Regions from separate parts of the Homo sapiens genome. Here region 2 is linked to region 1. A link is an interaction called in ENCODE POLR2A ChIA-PET data of the cell type or tissue named here. Cell type or tissue: OCI-LY7. All regions are shown on one strand. Region 1 overlaps MAP4K3-DT (MAP4K3 divergent transcript). Region 2 overlaps MAP4K3 (mitogen-activated protein kinase kinase kinase kinase 3).

Region 1 (4,000 bases):
GCATGATCCTGGCTCACTGCAACCTCTGCCTCCCGGGTCCAAGCAATTCTCCTGTCTCACCCTCCTGAGTAGCTGGGAATACAGGCACACGCCACCACGCCCGGCTAATTTTTGTATTTTTAGTAGAGACGGGATTTCACCACATTGGTCAGGCTGGTCACAAACTCCTGACCTCAGGTGATCCACCCATCTCGGCCTCCCAAAGTGCTGGGATTACAGGCGTGAGCCACTGTGCCCAGCCTCAACTCTGTTTTCTAATCCTTCCAGTGAAATTTTAACTTTGCCAATCATATTCTCATTCCCAAGATTTCCTTGTATTTCTGATAATTCTTTTCATAGCATCTTTTGTCTTGTTTTAGTTAGGTAATACCCCTCAAATCTCTGAAAATACTAATTAGAGTCTGTTGGTCTTTTTTTTTTTTTTAACTGACTTCTGTTCCCTAAGTTATATCTGTCGGCCTTGCGGGATACCAGTCATTACTGGGTGTATGCTGATAGGTATGTATATACATTCATATCAGTTCTCTAGGTCATGTTCCTGGACTCCAGATTTATATCTTTAATTGCCTAGTGAACAAGTTGCTTTGACATCCCAAAGGCATTTCAAATGAAACTCATAGATCCCTCCAGGCTTGTTTTTTTAATCTCGGTAAACGACACTACCACCTACTCAGTTACCTAAGACCCATCGGTAATTCTTGACTGGCGCTATTTTTCCTCAACTATATCTAATACATTTATTCCTAGTGAATCTAGCTCCTTAATATCACTGGATATTATCTCAATGTTTCCCACTTTATTGAAGAAACACAGGTGGTGTAAATCCTGGCATATGTCCACATACTTAACCATTCTATCTCAGGGAAGGTGGAATGACCTATGATTTGTAAATTTGGAAAGGACAAACTGGGCATGCTAGTTTCTGCCACCCTTCCTCCTCGTGGCTGCTGGCCACAGGGGACACACATTCTAATCCTCCAGGTATAGTTTTTCTCAAGGGGCATCACAGGTTGGATTCCCTGGGAAGTAGATTCTGAAACGGAAATTAGTGTGTAGGAGGTTTTATTGGGGAATGCTCTTGGGATCGACGCTTTTTCCCAAGGGACAGGTGTTTCCTTGTGGATCCTAAGGAAAGGAAAGGAGAAGGAAGGGGAAAGAATGAGAAGAGAAGGGTAGAACGGAAAGGGTAGAAACAGGAAAAGAAGGGAAGGGAGCAAGATTGGGCAAAGGGAGAAGTTGAGCTGAGATTCAGTCTCAATGCAGACCTCAGCTGGACTTTGGGGAGCACCAAAGCTGGGATGGCCTTTCGAAATTGTCTCAAATTGGGATCAAGACTTTACATTTTCTACTTGGATCAGTCATTACACATGGACCACCTCAGGCAGGGAGCATGACTTTGGGCTAGTGGCTCTCTTTAGACAAGGCCATCCCTAAAGATGACTACTAGTTGATGGACGTGTCTGCAAGCAGCACTCCCAGCAGGGGGAATAAATTGTATATTTGGGAAAACAAATCTAGGTGGCACACCACAACATTCACATCAGAGGCACATACCCTAATCAAGGGGTTTATTTAGCATCTCATTTGGCTCTCACACTAAGCTAAGACCTATACCTTAGCTTTTTTTTCAGCAATAAATGTTTTAGAGCCTGTCTTCCAATCATTTGTTTTATTGCTTTATTTTTCCAGAGGCTTAGGCTGGGATGAGGGCTGCCATTTAAACCTAAAACATTTCTCAACATCCTTCTCTCTGTTCCACTAGGTCAGGCCATCCTTGTCTCTTTCCTGAACTACAGCTTCAGTTTCCTATCTGGCTGTCCTATTTCCATTAGTACCACTCTTCCGCTTTTCCTCCACAGTTCAGCAGAAGGAGATTTCAAAAGCACAAATCTGATCATTTCACTTGTGGGTGTTTAAAACTCTTCCTTGCTTTCCCATTGCCTTCAGGGATTAGACCTAAGTTTCTTAACAGAGCTGGACAGGCCAATGAGATCTGATCTCACTTAGCTAGTCTTATTCTCTTAATACTCCATCATTCCCCACCTCTCTACTTGATGTTCCAGTGCAGGAAAAGTACTTAAAGTCTCAATTAGCAACCAAACTGTTTCTTTACTTTGCTTTTTAAATGTTTCCTCAGATTAGAATATATTGAACTTTTTTTTTTTTTTTTGGTCAGTCTCACTCACTTGACTGTGAGTATTTTGGCAGCAGGGATACTTCCTGTTCTTACAATAGGCACTCAATAAATGTTAAATAAATACGTATATACATATATATATATATATGGAAAGGATTTACAATCTGTTAAATGCTTATTTATTAGTGGTGTCCACTAAACCTATGAGAAAATGTTCCACTTTCCTATTAAAAAGCACTCTAAAACAAGGGGGTACAGTTTTTCACCTAGAAATTGGCAGAGTTACTAAAAATAATACTGGAGGCTAGCAAGGGTATGGCAAAATGGGCATCTGATACACTGCAAGTATCAGAAAAGCATTTTGGCAATATGGAACAAGTCTCAAGATGTGTAAGCCATGTGCCCTAATAATTGCACAACTAGAAATCTAATCAGAGATAGGAGTAAAATTTATGTTCAAAGGTGTTCATTGTAACATGCGTCTCTATTATACTCTTGAATTGTCCATGCATTCTATAATGAGGATGTTTTAATTTAAAAATCAGTAAAATGGAGACTGGGCAAAGTGGCTCATGCCTGTAATCCCAGCACTTTGGGAGGCTGAGGCAGGCGAGTCACCTGAGGTCAGGAGTTCAAGACCAGCCTGACCAACATGGTGAAACCCCAGCTCTACCAAAAAATACAAAAATTAGCCAGGCGTGGTGGCACATGCCTGTAATCCCAGTTACTCAGGAGGCTGAGGCAGGGGAATCACTTGAACCTGGGAGGCAGAGGTTGCAGTGAGCCAAGATCATGCCACTGCACTCCAGCCTGGGCAACAGAGTGAGACTCCATCTCAAAAAAAAAAAAAAAAAAAAGTTAGGATTACAGTTTGTAGAAGTGAGGTTCCAGGAATGCTCAATGATCTGGTTTCCTTATATTCACACATTAGCATGAAGACCCTTGTGTAGTTCCCGTTCAAATTGTACCAGAGGTGAAGTGTGTGACCAGTAAAATATGACAGGAGTGATGGCAAGATTAGGTTTTAAAAGACATGAGCAGGGCATGGTGGATGGTGGGTCATGCCTGTAATCCCAACACTTTAGGGGGCCAAGGCAGGAGGACTGCCTGAGGCCAGGAGTTCTGAGCAACATAGTGAGACCCTTGCCTCTACCAAAAAAAAAAAAAAAAAAAAAAAGCCAGAAGTGTTGGCACACACCTCTCTAGTTCCAGCTCAGCTACTCAGGAGGCTGAGGTGGGAGGATCGCTTGAGCCCCAGAGGTTCTGGGACCCCTTTTCTCGTCTCTGCCCTCCAGCCTGCGTAACAGAGCAAGACCCGGTCTCCAAAAAATAAATAAATAAAATAAACTTACAAAAATTTTAAAAGACACTAGAACATCTATCTGAGTCCTTAGTTTTTCTCCCTTTCCATTTATGAGATATTATTACATAAGGCAAATTCTCTTTCCTTTCTCTGTCTCTATCACTTGCTTATGGGGAAAGCCAGTTGCCACATTATGAGGGCACACAATGAGAGACTCACATAGCAAGACATTGTGGCCTCTTGTCAGCATCACATGAGTGAGCTTGGAAGCAGGTCCCCAGCCCAGGTCAAGCTTCAGATGGCTGCAGCCCCAGCTAATGTGTTGACTGCAACTTCATGAGAGACCTTGAGCCAGAAACATCCAGTTAAGCTCCTTCTGGATTTCTAATCTAGAGAAACTGAGATAACAAATGCTTACTGTTTTAAGTTGTTACATTTTGAGTAAGGTGATCAACTGTCCAGCTTTTTTTTTTTTTTTTTTTTTTTTTGAGATGGAATTTCACTCTTGTTGCCCAGGCTAGAGTGCAATAGCACAATCTTGGCTCCCAACAACCTCCGCC
Region 2 (4,000 bases), 56 kb after region 1:
ACATTTCTCTGATGTAAATATCCATTTCCCAGTCCTCACAGGAAATTCACTTAAACTTAAGGCATACAATTATATGGAGTATACTTTGTTTTTAAAAATTACTGTTGAATTACTGTCCTGTATTTAAAAAGACATAGATTCTGTTCATTTATCTCCAGCTTAAGTAAAAAAAATGGCATAATGATATCAAAATATTTTGTTCTTTTAAACAGTTTCTCAAAGGTGTATTTAATGCTAATGTAGATTATATGGTGAAGATATGTTTCTTTGAAAAGATGACATACAAAAACAATTCTAGGATATCAGTAGCAAAAACTATGACATATGTGCCTTTGATGTCATTGTACCGTATATCCTTTTGTATAGCTAAAATGGCTATTCTGTGCATTTTGGTTTAATTGCTATAGTGAAAATTACATTTTTGAAGAGCTAGAAAAGCTTTTCAAAACTTGGAAATGTTGTTATCCTTCATATTATGAAAAGTACTAGTTTTAGTCTTCCACCATGCAAAGACCTTTTTAAAAATGATCTTTTAAATATTATTTTCATGATAAATAATTTACCATTTGTCTGTGGAAGAGAAATACTGCTTTCTGCACACACTTGTGTATGTGTTCCAAAATCATGTAATAAGATTTTTGGCTGTTAGAGTGACATGTGACTGTAATGGTTTTCAGTAGAGTTTGTTATTATAATGTATTAGCAAAGAACCAACATTTATAAAGATAGAAAGCTTTACAAGAAATGCTAAGATCTTCATAATATTACCAGTTGCTTTGTTATGATTTTATTGCTCTAATTTTCTAGGATTGTAAAATTATGTCTAATTATTGACATGGGTACAGGATGTTGCGTGAATACAGGGAACTCCAAATTCTTGATTGTGGCTATTTGTGGTATGTCCTGCCAATCTATAAAGGGTTCAGCTGCCTCTTATGTGTAGATGATGCAGTGGCCTGTTGCTGAACTAGAAATCAGCTGTTGCTTTAAATGACAGATTAGCAGCTCCCTCCTCCACAATCCCAAACTACCATACCCAGACCTAGGTGTAAGTAGAAACTAAAAAGAGATTAACCAAAGTTACTTCTTCGCTGTAGTCAGAAAAACGTAAAGGATATTGAAAAAGCAAATGTTGGGCATAATCATATGTAGCATTTTATGTTTCAGTTTGTGGTAAGAAGTTTTTCAAAGTACCTTAACAATGGAAATACCTTTCTGCTATTTTCATTCCATCATTGGAATTAGCACTTAGAAACTATCCCTTTAAGTGCTATTGAGTCTTCAGTTATTGCTTAACCACATTGTCCTTTATCTCAGTGCCTGTGAATTAGAGATCTGTCTTTACATTTATTATAGTACTAGGTAAATAGGCATTTATACCAACTGTAACATAAACAGAGATTCCATGTAGAATATGGATAATTATTTTTAGTCTATTTCTGTTCACACTGTTAAATTAACCTTGTTTTTGTTTATTTTCAACTCTGAGTATATCTCAATATCTACTATGCTTTATTTTTCTCTTCCGATTTCTGTTCTCTGCATACTCAATATTTTCTGGAGAAATTTACAAACTGGCTGAAACATCTAGTTTAGCTTTAAGTGATTTGTTGTTGTCGTTTTGTTTTTAAATGTTGCCCAGGCTGGACTCAAACTTCTGGGTTCAAATGATTCTCCTGCCTCAGCCTCTAGAGTAGCTGGGACTATAAGCTGGTGCCACTGCAGCCAGCTTCCAAGTGGATCATTTATTGAAGTTCAGCAATATTAGAGTGGATCCTTGAACAACAGAGAGGTTAGGGGAGCCAGCCCCCCATGTAGTGGAAAATCCATGTATAACTTTTTGACTTCCCCAAAGCTTAACCACTAATAGTCTACTGTTGACCAGAGGTCTTACTGATAATATAAATAGTTAATTAACGTGTATTTCTTATATGTATTGTGTATTATATTCTTACAATATAGTAAGCTACAGAAAAGGAAAGGCGAAGAAATCATAAGGAAGAGAAAATATATTTACTATTCCTTAAGTGGAAGTAGATCATCATAAGTGTCTATCCTTGTCTTCATGTTGAGTAGGCTGAGGAGGAAGAGGAAGGGTTGGTTTTGCTGTCAGGGTGGCAGAAGTGAAAGGAAAGACAGAAGAGGCAGGCACAGTATAACTTTACAGAAATACATTGTAATTTCTGTCTGGCTTTTTTGCTTTTTCATTTCTCTAAAAATGTTTCTATATGGTACCAATCCTCCCACTGTTAGTTTCAGTGCCTGTATCATGGGAGGATCCCTGTCATAAAAGAAGTCAAAGCAGTCTTGGAGAATCAAACCCATTTGCCAGATTGCCTGATGTTACTTTGCTTTCTGGCACTGCTTCTTCTTTGTCTTCTTCCTCATCGTCTGGCACTGCTTTAGAAGCACTCATCTCCATCAAGTTGCTTCTGTTAATTCCTCTGGTTTGGTATCTGTTAGCTCTTAAATTTCTCTAAGATCCATATCTCGAAACCCTTCACCCACCCAACCCCCCACCACCTTTTTTTTTTTTTTGCCATATCTGCAATCTCTTTCATGATTTCCTTGACTGACTCTCATAAATCCTGTGAAGTCATGTGCAACATCTGGGCATAGTTTTCTCCAGCAGGAATTTTTTGTTTCAGGCTTGATGGCTTTAAAGGTTTTTTCTGTAACAGCAATATATCTTCAATGATGAAATTCTTCCAGACATTCATGACATTCTCTCTGTTGGTGTTCTCTTCCATTGAATTGACAGTCCCTTCCCTAGAGTATCGTGTCTAATGACCCTTAAAGGTCCTTATGACCCCCTGATCTAGATGCTGAATTAGAGATATTGTGCTTGGGTCAAGTAGACTATTTTGACATCTTCAGTGTTGAACTCCTGGGATCTGGGTGGCCAGGGGCATTGTCTAATATCAAAGGAACTTTAAAAGGCAGTTCCTTACTGAGAAGGTACTTCCTGACTTTACAGACAAAGCATGGAAGGAACCAATCCAGAAAAAGGGTTTTGTTATCTAGATGGTTTTTTTTATTTTTTGCTTTTTGTTTTTGTTTTGTACAACCAAAAGACTGGCAGCTGGTGTTTATTTTTTCCCTTTAAGGCTCAAGGGTTAAAAGCTTTGTAGATAAGAGCAGTCCTGATCATAAACTTGACTGCATCTGCACAAAACAGTGGATGGAGTTAGCCTATCCTTTCCTGCCATAAATCCTGTGCTTGCTTCTCTTCTTTACTAATATCTTGTGGCATTTTTTTCCCAAAATAGGGCACTTTCATCTGCATTAAAAAACCTGTTCAGTGCTAGACACAGTGGCCTACACCTGCACTCCCAGCACTTTGGGAGGCCGAGATGGGAGGGTCACGTGAGCCCAGGAATTTGAGACCAGCCTGGGCAACATAGTGAGACCCCATGTCTATAAAAAATAAGAGCATTAGCTGTATGTGGTGGCATGCACCTGTGGTCTCAGTTTCCATCTCAGGAGGCTGAGATGAGAGGATCACTTTAGCCCAGGAGGTTGAGGCTGCAGTGATCCAAGGTCATGCCACAGCACTTCAGCCTGGGCAATAGAGTGAGATCCTGTCTCTCGCTCTATAAAAAACAAAACAAAAATAACAAAAACAAACAAACAAACCTGTTTAGGCAGATAACCTTTCTCCTGAATGATTTTCTTAATGGTGTCTGGGAGCTCCTCTGCTGCCTCTTGGTTGGCAGTAGCTGTTTCTTCTGTTTTCTTGACGTTTTTAAGCCAAACCACTTCTTCAGATTATCAAACCATTCTCCAACTGGCATTCTTCAACTTTAAATCCTTTTTTTTTTTTTTCCTTTAAGTTGTTAATAGAAGTGGTGAGAGCAGACATTCTTCCCTTGTTCCTGCTCTTAGGAAGATACTATTTAGGCTTTCACCATTTCCTTTGATGTTAGCTTTAGGTCTTTTTCATATGCTATTTGCTATATTGGCACAGTTCTCTTTATTTCCTGTTTGCTGAGTTTGTATC

What was found. ChIA-PET counts read pairs that join two places held together with the same protein. Peaks named below come from ENCODE experiments on the same cell type or tissue, not always from the same donor. Only the 100,000 strongest peaks of a DNase experiment are listed, where the experiment ranks them.
Region 2: POLR2A ChIA-PET joins it to region 1 with 7 read pairs; 5 of 35 experiments call an interaction of 5 or more read pairs at or near these places.

Annotation. Positions count from the first base shown.
Region 1 is chr2:39,463,096-39,467,095 of GRCh38, reverse strand. All of the region lies in intron 3 of MAP4K3-DT (MAP4K3 divergent transcript), which reads right to left. Among named protein-coding and RNA genes, the nearest start is that of MAP4K3-DT, 28 kb to the right of the region's middle. In OCI-LY7, no CTCF peak of the experiment used is centred here; no DNase peak of the experiment used is centred here.
Region 2 is chr2:39,407,178-39,411,177 of GRCh38, reverse strand. All of the region lies in intron 1 of MAP4K3 (mitogen-activated protein kinase kinase kinase kinase 3), which reads left to right. Among named protein-coding and RNA genes, the nearest start is that of MAP4K3, 28 kb to the left of the region's middle. RefSeq lists an enhancer at 2,163-2,312. In OCI-LY7, no CTCF peak of the experiment used is centred here; no DNase peak of the experiment used is centred here; H3K27ac peaks cover 486 bases.